Regions from separate parts of the Homo sapiens genome. Here region 1 is linked to region 2. A link is an interaction called in ENCODE POLR2A ChIA-PET data of the cell type or tissue named here. Cell type or tissue: PC-9. All regions are shown on one strand.

Region 1 (5,000 bases), 55 kb before region 2:
TGATACGTGTGGCTAAAACGCTGTAGACCTTTTTGTTTTTTCCTTTTTGAGACTTCCTTTTTATACAGAAATTGCTACCTGCAGGTAAAATTAACTTACATCGTGAAAGCGACAGTAAAGTGTTTCTAGGGATAGCTAAAGACCTAAGAACACAGCCCTGTGGTTTGACTGGCTGGCCACCTTCCTGCAGCTGGGTTTACTATGGTGCTGTGTTCTGGGACAGCCCACTCGTCTCCATTTATTGGGCTGAGCCTCGAGACCTGCAATACCAGGGAAGGAAGGGAAGTCTAGGCTGTCTTTGGTGGCCATTGTTATTTATGGGGCATCGGCAGAGAAGTCAGTACCATGGAAAATCTAGAGAAAGATAGAGGATACGCAGTGTGGTTGAGCAGAATCTGATAGCTCCCTGGCTCTCTCCGGGCCATGGGACCCAGGGCGACACAGCCACCCTTTTTCTCTCTGCTGTCTGGCTTGGGCTTGGGCTTTGTCTCCTGTGTCCCTCCACACCTTCTTCGCTGTCAGTGGTGACCAATCCCGTGGAATCAGCCACTGTGTGTTACCCCAAGTCCTTGCCCCTGGGACCTCGCTCTGTTCGGAGACAAAACCCGGGACTGTTTCTCCTTTTAAATGCAACCTTGTTCCACAGGAGAGGAGAAAAGCAAGAAAGAGGTGGCTTGTTTATCTGATGGTAGTGGGGTGTGCTCTGATATGCCTTTGAAAGGGGCCCAGCTTTGCTTTGCCCAGCGGCCTTTGCAGGATAATGAGAGAAGGAAAACACAGGGAACTTAGTGGGAATTTGAAACTGGAGTGTGGGAGTGGGAAAGTTCAGCTTTTACCTTGGAGCAATCCAGTCTTTCTCCTGTAGGAAAACAGAATGGTGCTGTATGGCCTCCAAGCTGGGTTACATCCTGGGAAAAAGACACGTGCTTGGCTATTGGCCTGGGCGCAGTTTATGTGTAAGCCTTTCCTTGTGGATTCCATTTTCTTATTTCCCGAATACTTCTCAGCCCCACAAGTCCACTGAGTCTTCTGTCTCCAGAGACTGCCTGGTTTCCATCCCCGAGGGCATCTGCGCATCACTTACCATGGTGTACCATGCACCTCCAGTGTGCCCGGCACTGTGTCAGGAGCTGGGGATACAGGTGCTGGTCCCCACCTCACTCCCCTCAACCTCTGCAATATATGATACATAACCCACACACACAGACCATATGCAAAAGTGGTGGGACTCCTTTGTACCTGTCACCTGCATCAGTGATTATCAGCATTTTGCCAGACTTGTTTCATCAGTGTCTCCCAACACACTCCCCCCAGACATTACCCATACGTGCTCAAATAGATTTGGGTGTGCGTGTGTGTGTGTGTGTGTGTGTGTGTGTGTGTATTTTTTTAGAGACAGGGTCTCGCCCTGTCACCCAGGCTGGAGTACAGTGGTGAGATCATAGCTCACTGCGGCCTCTGAACTCCTGGGCTTGCTTTGTTGCCCAGGCTGGTCTCAGAACTCCTGGCCTCAAGCGATTCTGCCACCTTAGCCTCCCAAAATGCTGGGATTACAAGTGTGAGCCACCGCACCCGGCCAATGTATGTATTTTTAAACATAACCACATACTGTTATATTTAATGCTTCTGACCATGTCTTAAGAAAAAAACAAAAACTCCCTTTGGCTTCCTTGACATCACAGTCTCTCTGTTTCTCTGACTCTTCTTCCTCATCTCCTATGGCTAAATTCTCTCCCTCTGTCCACTGCTTACACATGGGCATTTCACAATGTCCTTTTTCCCTGAAGGAACTTACCCCCTCCCCTCAGCCTTAAGTACCCCATCTGTGGGGATGATGCCCATGCCTGTAGTCCTGACTCACTCACCACGCTCTATCGCAGTTATTTACTGATGCATCTCTCTCCCCTATCAGACGCTGAGGTCTTTGATGGAGCAACCTTGTATTTGTCCGTGTATCCCCAGCACCACACCTGTCCATAGCTGGAGCTCAGGAAGTTTTTTTTTTTTTTTTTTTTTTTTTTTTTTTTTAAAGTCAGAGTCTCACTCAGTCGCCCAGGCTAGAGTGCAGTGGCACAATCTTGGCTCACTGCAACCTCCACCTCCTGGGTTCAAGCAAGCACGTCTGGGTAATTTTTGTATTTTTAGTAGAGATGGGGTTTCACCATTTGGCCAGGCTGGTCTCGAAGTCCTGACTGCAAGTGATCTGGCCGCCTTTGGCTCCCAGATTGCTGGGATTACAGACAGGCATGAGCCACTGCGCCCGGCCTCAGGAAGTAGTTGAATGAGTGACTGAATGAATGCCCACGTGAGCAAATGACCTGTTTGCTGAACTTTAGACTGACGTTGCCTGATGCCCACTGCTTGTGCAGTACGTACTTCAGTCTCAGCGTGTCTGAGACCAAACTCATTTTCAAGTCCCACTTCTTGGGCTTGGCATTGCCCATTTGTCAGCCATCCGAGTCAGAAACCTTGGAGTCAGCTTTTGACTTCTCATCCTGTAACAGGCACCAAGTTTGATTTCTTTCCCTTGAATATCTCTTAGAACCCTCACCTTCCTCCTTCTCTTTATTCCTACCATTGTCCTTACTCAGGACCATATAGTGAGGGTTTAAAAGTGCAGAGTCTTGGCCGGGTGCGGTGGCTCACACCTGTAATCCCAGCACTTTGGGAGGCCAAGGCGGGTAGATCACCTGAGGTCAGGAGTTCGAGACCAGCCTGGCCAACATGGTGAAACCCCGTCTCTACTAAAAATACAAAACTTAGCTGGATGTGGTGGTATGTGCCTGTAATCCCAGCTACTCAGGAGGCTGAGGCAGGAGAATTACTTGAACCCGGGAGGTGGAGGTTGCAGTGAGCTGAGATTGCGCCACTGTACTCTAGCCTGGGTGACAGAGTGAGACTCCAATCTCTAGAAAAAAAAAAAAAAAAAAAAAAAAGCAGATTCTAAACTCACAGTGCTGCTGCTGGCTGCCTGAGCTTGTGTGGCTTTGGACAGATGACTTAACCACTCTGTGAAGATGGTATCTGATGCACAGGAAATGCTCCAACGTTGGCTCTTGTCGTCATCTGTGCCCATGTCTCCCTCAGCAGCCTCCTGACTGGCCTTCTCCAGTCTCCTGGTTTGGATTGAGGCTCCCTAGACCCTACCTTTCTGAGACTGGTATCTAGTCAGGTTACTCTGGGAGATCTCCACCCCCCACTGCCCAGAGAGCAGGTTCTGAGCTCTTCAGTCTCTCCACCTTCTGGCCCCGGCTGACACCATCCCTGCCACTTCTCCTGGGGTCCCCAAACATCTGTGGTACTTTTGTCTTTCTTGCCCTTGGTGTTCCCACTCTGCAGAACAACCTTCTCTCCAGGTCACCACTGATCGCAATCGCGCTCTCCTTTCAAGGCCCAGATCAGGTGTCACCTGACCTTTGCTGTCCTCAGATCACACCTCCCTGTAGCGACTGGCTCGCCAGTGTCCCTCTCTGACCGAGCTGTGCACTCCTCCAGGGCAGCACTGTCAGGGTCTCCCCCAGACCCTTGGTTGTGATTCTCTCTCCTTGTCCTGAATCTCAGTTTTCCTGATACATGGGATGCTACCTGAAGGCAGGTTTCAACTTTCAATCTTTTTTTTTGTTTTTTGGGTGAGATGGAGTCTTGCTCTGTTGGTCAGGCTGGAGTGCAGTAGCGCCATCTCGGCTTACTGCAGCCTCCGCCTCCTGGGTTCAAGGGATTCTCGTGCTTCAGCCTCCTGAGTAGCTGGGACCACAGGGGCCTACCACCACACCTGGCTAATTTTTGTATTTTTAGTAGAGACGGGGTTTTGCCATGTTGACCAGGCTGGTATCAAGCTCCTGGCCTCAAGTGATCCACCCACCTCAGCCTCCCAAAGTGTTGGGATTACAGGCGTGAGCCACCGCTCCTGGCCTGGAGGATTTCAGATTTAAAGCAAAGAGGATATTTTCCAACAAAGCAACTGCTTTTCTTTTTTCTTTTTAAATTTTGTTTATTTATTTTTAATAAAGATGGGATCTTGCATCTTGCCCAGGCTGGTCTCAAACTTCTGGCCTCAAGTGATCTGCCTGCCTCAGCCTCCCGAAGTGCTGGGATTACGGGTGTGAGCTACCATGCCCTGTCTCTTTTTTTGTTTGTTTTTTTTCCAAATTGAAACAGGGTCTCACTATGTTGCCCAGGCTGGATTGAACTCCTGGCCTCAAGCAGTCCTCTCGCCTTGGCCTCCCAAAGTGTTGAGATTAGAGGTGTGAGCCACCATACCTGGCCCTGTAGAGGGGAGGCATTGATGAAGGTCAAGAAGTCCTGTTAGCTCTGCCTTCAGAATCTACCCCAGGTCCTTTTAGTTCTCTCCAGCCTCACTGCTGGAACCCTCACCCAAGCCACCACCTTGCAGTCCACACACGGCCACTGGGATTGGGGCGGCGTTCTCCGCGCGAAATCTGGCTGTGCTCCTCCCCCATGAGGCCCTCCAAAGGCTTCCTCTTCTTAGGATGAAACCCACACTGCCAGCCGAAGCTCCTCAGGCTCCCACCCTCTACAAGCTCCTTCTGCTCCAGCCACACTCACCAGGCCCGAGTTCCCACCTAGCACCTTCCCTGGGAATGATCTCCCCCTGGTTGGCTCTTTCTACTTATTCAGCCTCAAATGTCATCTCCACTGAGAGGCCTTTCCTGACCTGCTGAGCTTGATTCCCTCCCCTCCCCAGTCACATTACTCCGTGTTATGGTACCCATCCCTGTCTCCTTAGCTTGTTTTTGTCTGTATTGGCTCTTCCACTAGACTGTAAGTTGCATGAGGGCAGGGATGTCTGTTTAATCCCAGTGCTCAGGATAGTGTATGGCTCGTGATAGATGCCTAGTACATTTTAAAATGAGAACGAATGAAGTTTGGGAGAGGCTCAGAGCAGTGAGTCTCCCCCTTGTTGGGGGACTGGGGAGTGCCTGGGAGGGGCTATCTGGTGCCAGCGGTTTGGAGTGGCTGGGATGACTCTGGAATCCTGT
Region 2 (5,000 bases):
TTCTCCAATCACTAAGTGCTATGCCCTGCAGTGCATGGACGACTCCTCACCACCCTGTGTACTAGCTTTTTTTTTTTTTTTTTGAGAGGCAGGCTCTTGCTCTGTCACCCAGGCACAATCACGGCTCACTGCAGCCTCAGCCTCCCGGGCTCAAGCCATCCTCAAGCCTCAGCCTCCTGAGTAGCTGGGACCATAGGTGTGAGCCACCACACCAGGCCCTGGCCATTTTAGAGAGGAAAATGGAGGCTCAAAGAGATGAAGTCAAGTGCCCAGGGCCCCTCCTGGAGTCAGTAGAGTGAGGATTCCAACCCCGGTGCACCAGAATCCAGAACATTCTACCATGCTGCCCTGGGGGCCAGACCCTCTCAGATACCAGCTCCTAATCTTCCCCTTCCTGGAGGGGCCTCTCCCTGCCCCAGAACCCCTACCAGGCACATCCCCCTTTCATGTCCTCCCCACCCCACACACGCCCCTTGCCCTTCTCCTTCCTTATTTGGCCTCTTTCAGGGTCACCCAACCCCTGCCAGGGACTGGCAACAAGCTAAGGTGTGGGCCTGTGGATGGCCACAGTGCAGACGGCCACAGCTGAGCAGGGGGACTTGGAGACAATGGGATGGGAGAGAACAGGTCCTGTCCCCACGACCACCCCAGGACCCTGTCCACACCTGCTGCATTCAGTGCCAGCCTCAGCTCGTAGGAGTTCATGGTTCCAGAGGTGTCCTCATCGAACTTGTTAAATATGGCCTGGGCAGGAAGGATGAGTCAGGGCTGCCCTCCATGCCCTGAAGAGGGCTGCCAATGGGGCCTCCCAGGCAAGACAGCCTGGTGCCCATCCCAACTCCCTTTCTTCTGGTGTGGACCCCCAGCAAGCAGCCTAGCCACTTGGGACTTCTGTTTCCCAATCTGTAAAATGGGAATAAGAGCAATGACCCAGAGGACAAGCTGAGGCTGGGTGGGGGCAGGGATATCCCAGCCAGATCTCTCCAAGTCAGCCTAGTCCAGTACCCCCTCGTTCCCTGGGGACCTGATAGCCCACAGGGTGCCTATGTCTCTGTTAGTAAAGGTTTCTCTCTTTCTGGGAAGAGGCCCAGTCTCCCACCTCACCTGCCACTCCAGGAGGTAGCCCCAGAGCTGCTGGAAGTGGTGTAAGGCCAGGCTTTGCCCATGCTGTGTTGGGGGTCGGGGGCATCTGGTTAAGGTCAATCTCTCCAGAAGGGGAGGAGAGACCCCAACGTCCCCTTCCCCACTCCCTCCCTCACCCAGGCACTGCCCCCCATGTACCCCGAAACACTGCAGCAGCTGCTCACAGGTCCTGAGCCCGATCTCTCTGGGGGTGGAGGTATGGGCCCTGGCTACAGGAAAAACAAAGTCAAACCACAGCACTTCCTGCATTCTGGCCACCACTTTAAGGGCTGGGTGGATGTGACTCCCTTAAGCAGGTGATGTTGTCAGTCCCATATTATAGAAGCCGAGGCACAGGGAGCCAGTGACTGCTGCGCCTAGCAGAGCTGGGATTCAAATCCAGGCAGGGGGTGCCCAGTCTGTGCTCAAGGCAGCCTTGCCTTTCAGCGGAAGGGGAGCTTGCGAGCAGCCGTGGCCCAGGTCACGGGGCCCACACAAGATCCCCTGCAGGGAGATGCTGCCAGGCTGAGCCCTGGCTTCCTGAGCCCAACTCCCAGCAGCGCGGTGGGTTCATAGACATAGGGTGGCACCGGCTCTGGTTGCAGGACCCCTGGCTAAGACCCCTCCTCCTGCCCCTATCCCAGCCAACTCACCAGGCTCCAGGGCAATGCTTAGTAAGGCCTGGAGCTGAGAGGCATTGAGTTCTTCCTCCTAGTCCAGGAAAGAGGGCTTGTGAGGCCATTTACTCATCCAGCTGCTCTGGGCCAAGCCCTGTGCTAGGGACACGGCAGGGGCTGACAGAGCCTCAGAGCCCTAGCTCCAGGAGTGGGGGAGACAGACCTGTCCCCACAGGGCCAGGGCTGTGACGGGGGAAGCACTGGGCTGTGGTTGCTGGTGGGGGGCCAGCAGACCGGCCTGGGGCAGGGGGGTGGTCAGGGAGAGCTTCCAGGGCTGGGCACCTTAGATGAGACCTGAGCCTGGCTGGAGGTGTCAGGAGGGAGAGGGTGGTCCTGGGAGAGGGTATGGACTGAGCCCAAGGCCCTGAGGCAGGGAGGAGCTGTGAGCATTTCAAGAAAAGGTCAGGAGATTTAAGCCCGGAGGGAGGAAAAAGCAAGCAAAATGAGACACCTGAGATGCTGGGGTGGGGGAAGGGGGGTCCCCAAGGGGAGGCCGCAGCGGGATACCCCCTCAGTCCAATCCCCCTCCTCACCTCTCCAGCCAGCTCCTGAAACAGCTGCTCCAACCCCAGCTCCAGGGGCAGGTAGGGGCCCTGCCGCATGGCGGAAGTTTAGCGCTGGCCAAGATCCCCGCCCCATGCCGCCCCTCCAGGAACAGTCCCCACCTGGAGAGACTGCAGGTCTGCGCTGATCACGTCGTCGATCTCCCTGCAAATTACAGATGGGAAGTGGGGAGGGGGCTGTTTGCCCCAGCTGGGGCTGTGTGGGACGGGGTCTCAGGTGAGGAATCGCGTGGGGTCTAGGTAGGGACCGTGGAGCCCTGGGCTCATCCTCGCGGGGCGGGGGTTCTGGGGGCGGGGCGGGGGTTCTGGGGGCGGGGCGGGGGTTCTGGGGGCGGGGCGGGGGTTCTGGGGGCGGGGCGGGGGTTCTGGGGGCGGGGCGGGGCGGGGGTTCTGGGGGCGGGGCGGGGCGGGGGTTCTGGGGGCGGGGCGGGGGTTCTGGGGGCGGGGCGGGGCGGGGCGGTGGTTCTGCGGGCGGGGCGGGGCGGGGCGGGGCGGGGCGGGGGTTCTGGGGGCGGGGCGGGGCGGGGCGGGGGTTCTGGGGGCGGGGCGGGGCGGGGGTTCTGGGGGCGGGGCGGGGCGGGGCAGGGGTTCTGGGGGCGGGGCAGGTCAGGTCTCGGGGGTCTCGGGGGTCTCGGGGGTCTCGGGGGTCTCGGGGGTCTCGGGGCCTGTCTAGGCAGGGATGGGGTCGGATTTGGGTGCCCGGGGCTCACACGGCCGTGTGGCGGCGCTCGGAGAAGACACGCAGAGTGAAGTCAGCCTCGTCGCCGGCGTGGGCGGTGCTCGGCACCACCAGGTAGTGGCCTGGACGCAGGCAGCAGCGGCGGGTCACGTCGCGGCGGGCGCTGAGGGGCGAGCGGTCGGCGCGCAGCAGCCGGGGCAGGAGCGCATGGCTGCGCGGGGAATCCCAGAGGCCCAGCAGCTGGGGACGGGGCGGCATGACCACGGACCAGGCTCACCCCCGGCCCTTCATCCCCGCACCCTCCAGCGCGCCCCGTCCACCCTGCCTAACCCCTGTCCACGCCTCCCCTGCCCCCGGACCCGGCTCTGCCCCCCCACCCCCAGGGCAGTTTGACCAAGCCCCAGGGCAGGTTGACCAAGCCCCAGGGCAGGTTGACCAAGCCCCAGGGCCGGTTGACCCCATCCCAGACTCACCTCCTCTGGAATCTGAAAGAAGCAAGAGCAAGGGGCGTCGGGGCAGGGGAGAGGTGGCCGCCGCTCAGGGTCTCCTCCCTGCCCCTTCTCACCTCTGTGCTCTCTCCCTCCTTCTTCGTCCTATTAGACCCTTATTGAACCTTTGCCCCGCAGTCCCCGACCCAGGCCCTCGCCGACCCCTCCCCAACTCTTCCTTCCCCATCTGCGCTCCCAGCGCCTTCTCTGTATCCTTGGTCCCCTCTGGCCCTTCTAACCCCCAGCCTCTCTCTGTCCCTAACCTCGTCCCTCTGTCTGTCCCTGAGCCCCTCCCTCTCATTCCCTTAGCTCCCTCTCCCCTCTGAGACCTGGCCCCCCAGCCCTACTAGCCCCCTACTCCCCTCCCAGCGCCGCCCCCTCTTGGCCCTGCTCCTCCACTCCTCCCCTCCTCCCCGATCCTCTTCAGTCCCACCCCTCCACCACTCCCCCTCTTCCCCCTTGGCCCCGCCCTCCACACCTCCCCTCTTCCCACTGGCCCCGCCCCTCCATGCCTCCCCCGCTCCTTGGCCCGGCCCCGCCCCTCCACCCTCCGGGTTCCCTCCAGCCTCAGCTTTGCCCAGGACCTCACCTGGAACACGTGGAAGCCAACGGTGAGGTAAGTGAGGCCCTTGGCTCTCAGGCGCCGCCGGTTGCGCTGGATGAGGGACAGAAGGACCGTGCACTTGGGCGTGCGGCCCCCCCGCGCTGGGCCCCGTGCCCCTGCAGCCCCCCAGCCCCCCCAGGGCCCTTCCTCATCCTCGTCATCCTCCTCATCAGGCTCCAGCAGCGTTAAACGGAACTGAGGATTGGTCCAGAAGGTTTCTAAGGGAGGAGGAAAAAAGGGGGTTTCCTAGCCGGCCACAGCGCCCCCCACCCCAGGAAGCCTCTCAGGGCCCCTCAGGCCTCACCAGCATTAGGCTGGCTCCCGCCGGAGTTGAAGCCACGCACCCAGCGGCCTTGGAAGGTGTGGACGTGCCAGCCGCCCCCCTCCGGGCTGGGGCCCAGCACCTCCGGGCTCAGCGAGCAGATCTGCACGGTGTCGAAATGGAGGAGGAAGTCCCGCAGCTCCATCCTGCACGGTGGCCCAGTCAGACCCTGCCCGGCCCCACCTCGAGGGGGTCCCAAGATCCCGGAAATGACTCCCAGATCCCAAAGCCCCTCACATTTCTTAAATATTGTCAAATACCCTTCAGGCTCCAGAAATGAACCCCAAATGCCTGGGCCTCTAGCTCTGCCAAATTCCTCCAAGTCCTCAGACATGCCCCACAAATCGCCAAGATTCACAAGCTGCCCCCAAATATCGTTAAATTGCCACCAACCCCCAAATAGCAAGACCCTCAGACTCTAAATTACCAACAAGTACCCTTCAGCCCCTCAACATTGCCAAATCTCAAGAAATGCCCCAAATATCACCAAGCCTTCCTCCATTGCCCTAAATACTGCCCATCCCTTTCAATCCTCCACAGATAAC

What was found. ChIA-PET counts read pairs that join two places held together with the same protein. Peaks named below come from ENCODE experiments on the same cell type or tissue, not always from the same donor. Only the 100,000 strongest peaks of a DNase experiment are listed, where the experiment ranks them.
Region 1: POLR2A ChIA-PET joins it to region 2 with 12 read pairs; 15 of 35 experiments call an interaction of 5 or more read pairs at or near these places.

What each region holds. Positions count from the first base shown.
Region 1 is chr19:38,678,218-38,683,217 of GRCh38, forward strand. The region is part of intron 1 of ACTN4 (actinin alpha 4); the gene reads left to right. Among named protein-coding and RNA genes, the nearest start is that of ACTN4, 33 kb to the left of the region's middle. RefSeq lists enhancers at 1-567, 172-231. In PC-9, no CTCF peak of the experiment used is centred here; a DNase peak (open chromatin) is centred at 1,914; H3K4me3 peaks cover 495 bases; H3K27ac peaks cover 5,000 bases.
Region 2 is chr19:38,733,038-38,738,037 of GRCh38, forward strand. It overlaps CAPN12 (calpain 12), which reads right to left. Exons shown (of 21, transcript NM_144691.4): 9 at 4,438-4,601; 10 at 4,119-4,351; 11 at 3,515-3,526; 12 at 3,073-3,281; 13 at 2,465-2,507; 14 at 2,333-2,392; 15 at 1,776-1,833; 16 at 1,282-1,352; 17 at 1,105-1,167; 18 at 666-744. It overlaps LOC124904711 (a long non-coding RNA gene), which reads left to right and starts at 3,190. Exons shown (of 2, transcript XR_007067251.1): 1 at 3,190-4,145; 2 at 4,307-5,000. RefSeq lists enhancers at 1,111-1,160, 4,587-4,646 and silencers at 3,220-3,369, 4,117-4,166. In PC-9, a CTCF peak has its summit at 2,016; DNase peaks (open chromatin) are centred at 1,414, 2,434 and 3,144; H3K4me3 peaks cover 3,042 bases; H3K27ac peaks cover 3,158 bases.